Regions from separate parts of the Homo sapiens genome. Here region 2 is linked to region 1. Evidence: chromatin loops called from intact Hi-C (ENCODE). Cell type or tissue: PC-3. All regions are shown on one strand. Region 1 has its middle 200 kb from the start of ARAP2. Region 2 overlaps ARAP2 (ArfGAP with RhoGAP domain, ankyrin repeat and PH domain 2).

Region 1 (4,000 bases):
CTCATTGCAACCTCTGCCTCCCAGGTTCAAGCAATTCTCCTGCCTCAGCCTACCAAGTAACTGGGATTACAGGTGCCCACTACCATGCCTGACTAATTTTTGTATTTTTAGTAGAGACAAGGTTTCTCCATGTTGGCCAGGCTGGTCTCAAACTCCTGACCTCAGGTGATCTGCCCACATTGGCCTCCCAAAGTGCTGGGATTACAGGTGTGAGCCACCCCACCTGCACTCTCTTTAAATGTTTTTATGTACTACCATGTGCAGACACCTATTTCTTCCTGGCTTTACAGTCTAATCATACCCATGGTTAAGTAGCTTTACCATGCTAACAAAGACATCCCTAGTTTTCCCCCAAATAAAATAATTGTAAGTTTGATCAGCTAATTTTCACTAATATGAAAAAACTGAAGAAAAACTCAGAGAACTGCATTTTTCTTCCCATACTTCACTTATGTAGTTTAACTAGGGTCTTCTGAAAATTGCCCTGTCTATGTCTCAACATTTAAACAGGAACTTTAGTCAAGATATCGGGGCAACATTCCCAGAAGTTTAGTTAGCCAACGGTGTTTGGACTTTGAGATTGCAAGTAACAGAAAACATTTTCTAAATTTATAACAAGAATGCACATAAATTTGCCAGAAGCTAAAGGCATACAGTTTGAAGATGAAGCAAATTGTCTAAAGCTGGGTACAATGACACGTGTCTGTTGCCTCCGCTATATAATTTCAGAAACTCAGAAGGCTATGTGAGGATCATGTAAACCCAGGAGTTCGAGGCTGTAGTGCCCTGTGATCGTGTTTGTGAAGAGCCACCTCACTCTGGGGCTGGGACATGTAGGAAGACCATGAGAAAGAAAAATAAAGAAAAGAAAGAAGAGAAGAGAAGGGAAGGGAAGGGAAGGGAAGGGAAGGGAAGGGGAGGGGAGGGGAGGGGGGAGGGGAGGGGGGAGGGGAAGGGAAGGGAAAAAGGGAAAGGAAAAAGGGAGAGGGAAAGAGAAAGAAAAAGAGAAAGAAAGAGAGAAAGAAGGAAAGAAAGAATTGAATTGTCTGAGATACGTATTTCAAGTAATTAGTGAATATATGATATTTGAGGTAATGCTTCTGGATGACATAACTCAGGAAATGCGCACCAGTATGGAAGAGAAGCACTCAGAGGAATAAGCAAATGAACATTTCGTGGTTTATGTTTACATTTATTTAGCATGTAGTGTCCCGTTTACCAAGTGAAAAAGGATGTGGAAAGAGTGATCATAAACCACCGATGTCAAAGGCCACTGAATAAATGAGTTATCCAAGGTATGAGAATTAGACAATTTATTTGGCAAACTAGAGGCCATTCATGATCTCGATTAGAAGTAGTTTGTTTCTTTGGTGGTGATGGGTCTGATTAGAGAAACTTCAAGAGAAAAATGGAAGTAAACAAGACACTGTAAAGAGGATTTTAAAAGTGGTTTGCTATTGAGATATTGGGAGGTAGCAGCAGTAGAATATGGTGTCAAGAGAGGGAGTTTGTGTTTTTCTGTCATTTCTTTTTTAGGTTAAGATGGAAGCTATTATAACATATTTGTATGCTGGTGATAATTGGCTATTCACTTGCTGAAACTGGACCTTTACCTCACCCCATATATAAGAATCAACTTAAAAGAGATTAAAAACTTAAGTATATGACCTGAAACTGTAGAGGAAAACATAGCAGAAAAGCTCCATGGCATTGGTCTGGGCAATGATTTCTTGGATAAAACCCCAAAAGCACAGGCAACAAAATAAAAATGGAACAGACAAATGAGACTAGATAAAACTAAAAAGGTTTTGTATAGCAAAGTAAACAATTAACAGGATGAAGAGACAATCTATAGAACAGGGGAAAATATTTTCAAATTATGCATCTGATAAGGGGATAAATTCAAAATATTTAACAAACTCAAACTACTCAATAACAAGGAAATAACCCTGCTAAAAAAAAAATGACCAAAGAACCTGAATAGACATTTCTCAAAAGAAGATATAGAAATGGCGAACAATAATATTAAAAAAAAGTGCTCAACATCACTAATCATCAGGGGAATACAAAGTAAAACCACAACAAGTTTTCAACTCATCATACCTGTTAGAATGGCTATCATAAAAAAGATGTGTTGGTGAGCGTGTAGAGGAAAGGAAACAATATATATTGCAGGTAGGTATGGAAATTAATACAGACATTGTGGAAAACAGTATGGAGTTTCCTTAAAAAACTATAAACAAAACTATCATGGTATCCAGCAATCCCAGTTCTGGGTATATATCCAAATAAATTGACATCAGTATGTTGAAGAGCTATCTGCACTCCCAAATTCATCACAGCATTATTCACAGTAGCCAAGCTATAGAAACAATTTAAATATCCATCAGTGGATAAGTGGGTAAAAAAACATGGTATATATTCACAATGGAATACCATTCAGCCTTTAAAAAGGAGGAAATTTTGTCCTTTACAACATCATGTATAATCTAGAGGGCATTATGCTCAGGGAAGTAACTTAGGCACAGATAGATAAGTACCATGTAATATTACTTACATGTGGAATATAAAAAAGTTGAATTCATAGAAATACAGAGTGGAATGGTGGTTATCAGAGGCTGGGGGGTTGGAAAGAATGAGGAAAGAGGAAATGTGAGACAAATGGTACAAAGTTTCAGTTAGGTAAGAAGAGTAAATTCTTCTAGTCATCAATTACACAGGATGGCAACTATAGGTCATAATAATGTATTGTATATTTCAAAATTGTTAAAAGAATCGATTTTAAATGTTCTCACCACAAGGAATGTATAAATATGTGAGGTGATAGATATGCTAATTAGACTGATTTGATCATTCTAAAACATATACATGCATCATAACATCACATTGTACCCCAAAAAGATATGCAATTATTGACAATGATCAAATTAAATAAATAAATAAATACAGAAAAAACTCAAAATGAATGGAAAATTTATAAAGTAAGAGAGGGGGATAAGAGGGGGACAATTGTCAGAGAAGTTTACCTATAAGGAAATTAAGATACAAAGCATTGAGAAACTTACCCATTTCCATAGCTGTTAAGTTTTAGAGCTTCAGTAAAATTTCAGAATGCCTCACTCCAGAGATTCCTTTGTTAATTTCTACTCTATGTTGTCTTTTCCTGAGTAGAGGAGGGAATAATTAACCAGGTCATTGTAAACTAGGCATATATTGCAAAATATATTCATTGTACCAGCCTATAGGTAAGTGAGCTCCTGACCAGTATTCTCTCTCTCTCTCTGTTTTGAGACAGGGTCTTGCTCTGTCACCCAGGCTGGAGTACAGTGGTGCAGTCACAGCTCACTGCAGCTCCACTTCCTGGACTGAAACAACAATACTCAGCCTCTTGAGTATCTGGGACTACAGGCTCATGCCACAATGGCTGGCTAATTTTGTTATTTATTGTTGTTTTTTGTACAGATAAGGTCTCACTATATTGTCCTGGCCAGTCTCAAGCTCCTGGGCTCAAGGAATCCTCCCACTTCAGTCTCCCAAAGTATTGGGATTACAGCTGTGAGCCACTGCACCTGGCCTATAGGTGCAGTGAGCCACTGCACCTGGCATATAGGAATTTTAATGGGCATAAAATTCCTATATGGATGTTAAAAAAAGTTCTAATGCAGACCACAGAAAGAATCTATTTTGAAGTGCTGTAGAAAATTAAAGGCTATCATCCCCAAAAGTTGTATGTAAGAGGAGCAGGCAGCAGAGCTAACCAGAGCCCTGGCCTACAAGCCTAAGCAAAAGCACTCACCCATCACAATAGGAAGGCAGAACAAGGAAACCAAGAAGTGTAAGCTTTTCTTTTCTTTTCTGTCCAGGCCAGAGTAGAGCAAGTTCACCAAGTTCAGCAAAATCTCCAAAACAGTGACAGTGAGACACATTGTTACCCACCTCATTAGGACAGGAAGATAACTTCATTAGATAGAAATATGTGAACAAAACATGTTTAAATCAT
Region 2 (4,000 bases), 130 kb after region 1:
TAAAAATGTTTACTTATCAAAAGATGGAGAGGGGTTCAGCCTTAATGCTTTAATTTTTAAGGAGAATATACTCATTTCTCATGTATATGGAAATGCTTCTAATTCACTGACTTCATCAGATGCCCTTTTTTTGCACCTCTCTGTAACTCCTGTACAACCTATTATTGCACTGACCTCACCATCCATCATATATTCTGGTCTTGTTTGACTTTTCCTCTTGGAAGACAAGACTTGTGTCCTTCTCAGTAAACCCATCATTTTTAGTGTGCCTGACATGGTATACAATGTTTATTGAAAGCATACCCTGAAACTCCTGGGCAACTAAATTATTCAATGAAAGAATCCTTAGGCTATTTCTAAAAGTTCACAAGTCAGAAAATTTCTCTTCAACCTAGACTTTAAAAAGGAAGTTTGTAGAGTGGTTAAGAAGCTAGAATTAGAGTTATACTGTTCCGGTTTTAAACTCAACTCTGCATTATAAACTGTAATTCCTAGACCTATTACTTAATCCTCATTTTCCTCATCTACAAAACATAGACAAAAATGTCTTCCTCCTATATTTGTGGTGAAGATTAAAAGGAAATGTCTACTGTACCTGGTACTCAGCAAACAGTATTCATTATGCTTTTCACACTCAATTCCTAATACTAAGGCAATAATTTCATGTACATTTTCACTAATCAGAAAGTGTTAATAAAACTTTTAAAATATTTATCTTATTCCTAGAGAATAACAGAAACTCAGACAGTTTAATGTGAGCAATGAAACTAATCATTTGAACTCTATGCAAGTCTATCAGGTCTTGCTATCAGGTCTATGCAAGTATAAACTGAATACCTTAGTTAATTTGGCAGAGTAACTTCCATACAGATACATGCAAATTATGTATTTTTAACCTCCATTCCAATAAGAAAAGTTGTAATCATCTTATTTTGTAGACTGAAATGTTCATATTCAATTTGTATACATTATTAAACTATGCTTGAGGAATATGCTAACTACCCACATTATTAATAAGCCAAGAGTGCTTGATGATGCCTTCAACTGTTAATTGGCTAAGACATCTTCTCCTCCAAAATATTTAATGTGTAAGTTCACACTAAAGTTCAGAGGATGCCTATAGTTAATTGTTCTGAAACTACTATTTGTTTTGATATTCCTATTTTTCTTATAAAAAATAGTCAGCATTTATATTCCACCTTACTATAACCCATAATGATGTATCATAAAATGAGTTCATCTTAGATCAGCTATCCAAAGTGCACAGTTCAATTCCACAATTACTAAGCATCTAATATATTCTAGGCTGAAGGATTTTAAAAGGAGTTCTTCCAAAAAAAAAGGGGTAAAGAATTATATATTATACATATTAAAAACATATACATATTAAAAACAAGGAATTTTAGAAAAAAGAAAGTCTACAGAATCAAACAAAGCTAACAGGATTTGTTAAAATTTTAGTTTACCATCAGACTCATCAAAACATTTAAATACTCTATTGAGTCCTTTGACATTAATCAAATTTAGTAAACCAATAATTTTAATCGATTTTATTTATGTAGATGTGCGTGTATAGCTAGATGTATGTATGTATGTGCACTTGAATTTGTACTTATATAGACGTGTGTGTGTATACATATATACCTTACATACATCTGTTCAAAATAAAACAGACCAATAATATTCTGTAAACTCAAGCAAATATGTTACCTGTGCTTACCCTATAATTTTCTATCACAAAAAATAAAAGCAGCACAGGGTGCAGAACTGGTCCTATTTCATCAACAGCTGTAAGGGTTCATTGGTCCTTAATTGTTCTCTCATGTAGTCGTACAATGTCATTTCAACTAAATAAGACTTTTCAAAAATTATTTTCAATAATTTTACTTCCTCAATACCACAAAAGGTGATGTCCAGTTTCAAGTTTGATGGAGGTACTTTCTTGCTGGTGGAGACACCAAGAAAATTCAACAAAATCACTATTTCTTTGGTATATTTAGTGGAGTACACAATGCTAAAACAAGACTCTATAAGTAAAATCACTAATAATCCTTCCAAACAAAACATAGTTGTTACTATAATAAAATAGCAGCAATTTGCAATGACTATAACAGAGCTCACCTGTTCGTTTTTGCAAAGCCACACACTGTTTCCACTTAACACAGTAAAAATTTTTGCCTTATAGCCTCTCAATTCAAGATATCCACATTTCTCAGGTGTAACAACAGCTTGAGACTGCGAGGTAAGGGATTGTGATTTCAGTGCATTTAATAGTATGCTGATCCAGTCATTTCTCTCCTCTGAAAATGAAGACAGGAGAAAATACATAAATCCACATATAAGTTACATAGACACAGAAACGTCAAGAAGAAATCCATGCCCTTTGCAACACATAAGTGACAGATTCTTTCCCACAACCACAATCTAAATGCTACTGTAAACAGAGCCAATGACTCAATTCTTTGAGGGAAAAGGAGTAACAATATCCAGTTGTCTTGAAATCAGTTCCACTGGCTTTACCTGAGAGTTTATTAGAAATGCAAAATCTCAGGCCCTACTCCAGATCTGATGAATCACAGGCTGTATTTTAAAAAGAACTGCAGATGCTCTGTATCCCTGTTAATATCTGAGAAGCCCTCTTTTAGATCACTCATGAGATTAGATTTTCTTTTAATAGAAGAATGTGATATTGCTACCCAACAATTAACAGATTGTATGTGGCAAGTCAGTTACTCAAAGACCCCGAAAATCCTACTTCCAATCACTTGGAACCTGCTCTAGAGTATGCCTGCTTCAGTGTCACTTACCCATTCCACTCTCACCACAGTAAATAACAATAGCATTTCACCTGGCAAATTAAAATTTGGTTCTCCTACTCCTTCCACAAAAGCTAAGTGACCTTCAATTATGAACAATGCACTGTGTTACAGGCATAGGAATTCGATCTAGTCCCCAAGGAGCAATTAAAGCTATAAGTCAAGCAAGATTTGAACACATAATGGAACACAGTAGTATAAACGTCATATAAATGGTATGAAATAATATATGAGTCAATTGAGATAAGTGATTTGCTGAAGGTCATATAGCAAGTTAGTATTAAAGTGAGGAGAATCAAATGTTTTAACTCTCGAACAACTTTTCTTGAAACTATGGGGGTAAAAAAGAGGTATATGTGGTAGATCTTGAGGATGAAGAGCAATTCAAAAGACTAAACTGGAATTTGGAAGAGGGAAGAGAATAGGATTTTGAGCAGAGGTTACCAGAAGAACAAAGGCAGAAAAACCAACATCCATTCAGGGATTAATTTATCAATGAATACATTTATAACTCTGAACTCACACGAAAAAAATGGGAAATATGACCAGGGAATTCATACTGCCTGTTTAGGAATGTTGTCTTTATTACAGAGGCAAAAGAAAACCATTTCACCATTTTTAGCAATAAAAAGACATTATAATAATACAGACAATGACAGGTAGACCATACTGGAAGCCTGAAGATCAGGGACCAGGCAATGAAGGCTTAAAATACTGTGAAAATTGAAATACAATGACTAATGAGGAATTAAGGCATTTAGGAGAGTGAAAAAAATTAGTTGTATACATATGATGGGTGTTGATAAGAAAAACAAATTACTCAGAATAAAAGGTAACGTGGCATCAGAAATTGGCCAGGCGAAGAAGGAGAATCCAATTAGTTAACAGAACAACCTCAGGTTTTCAGTGCCGTGGCATGCGCATCCACGCAGACTCATAGCACTATGTGAACAACAGTAACCTGTACGTAAGAAGACCCATGGAAATGAATTAACATAGAGTGTAAAAGGAGAAGAAACTGGCAAACCTTGAGGTACAACTATATCTATAAGGCTGGAAATTGGGCTACCAGAACATATGGAGAAGTAGTTATCAAAGCAAAAGGAAATAAAGCAAAACATACTGAATCACGAGTAGTAAAAGCTTTCACAGGATGAAGGAGGAAGAGAAAGCAGAGCCCAGTT

The links. Peaks named below come from ENCODE experiments on the same cell type or tissue, not always from the same donor. Only the 100,000 strongest peaks of a DNase experiment are listed, where the experiment ranks them.
Region 2: a loop joins it to region 1, with 2.4 times the contacts of the local background. A loop is called at or near these places in 1 of 110 quality-filtered maps.

Annotation. Positions count from the first base shown.
Region 1 is chr4:36,042,914-36,046,913 of GRCh38, forward strand. It overlaps a transcript of ARAP2 not described here. Among named protein-coding and RNA genes, the nearest start is that of ARAP2, 200 kb to the right of the region's middle. In PC-3, no CTCF peak of the experiment used is centred here; no DNase peak of the experiment used is centred here.
Region 2 is chr4:36,175,706-36,179,705 of GRCh38, forward strand. ARAP2 (ArfGAP with RhoGAP domain, ankyrin repeat and PH domain 2) reads right to left here. Exons shown (of 33, transcript NM_015230.4): 9 at 2,122-2,300. Among named protein-coding and RNA genes, the nearest start is that of ARAP2, 67 kb to the right of the region's middle. In PC-3, no CTCF peak of the experiment used is centred here; a DNase peak (open chromatin) is centred at 2,466; H3K27ac peaks cover 864 bases.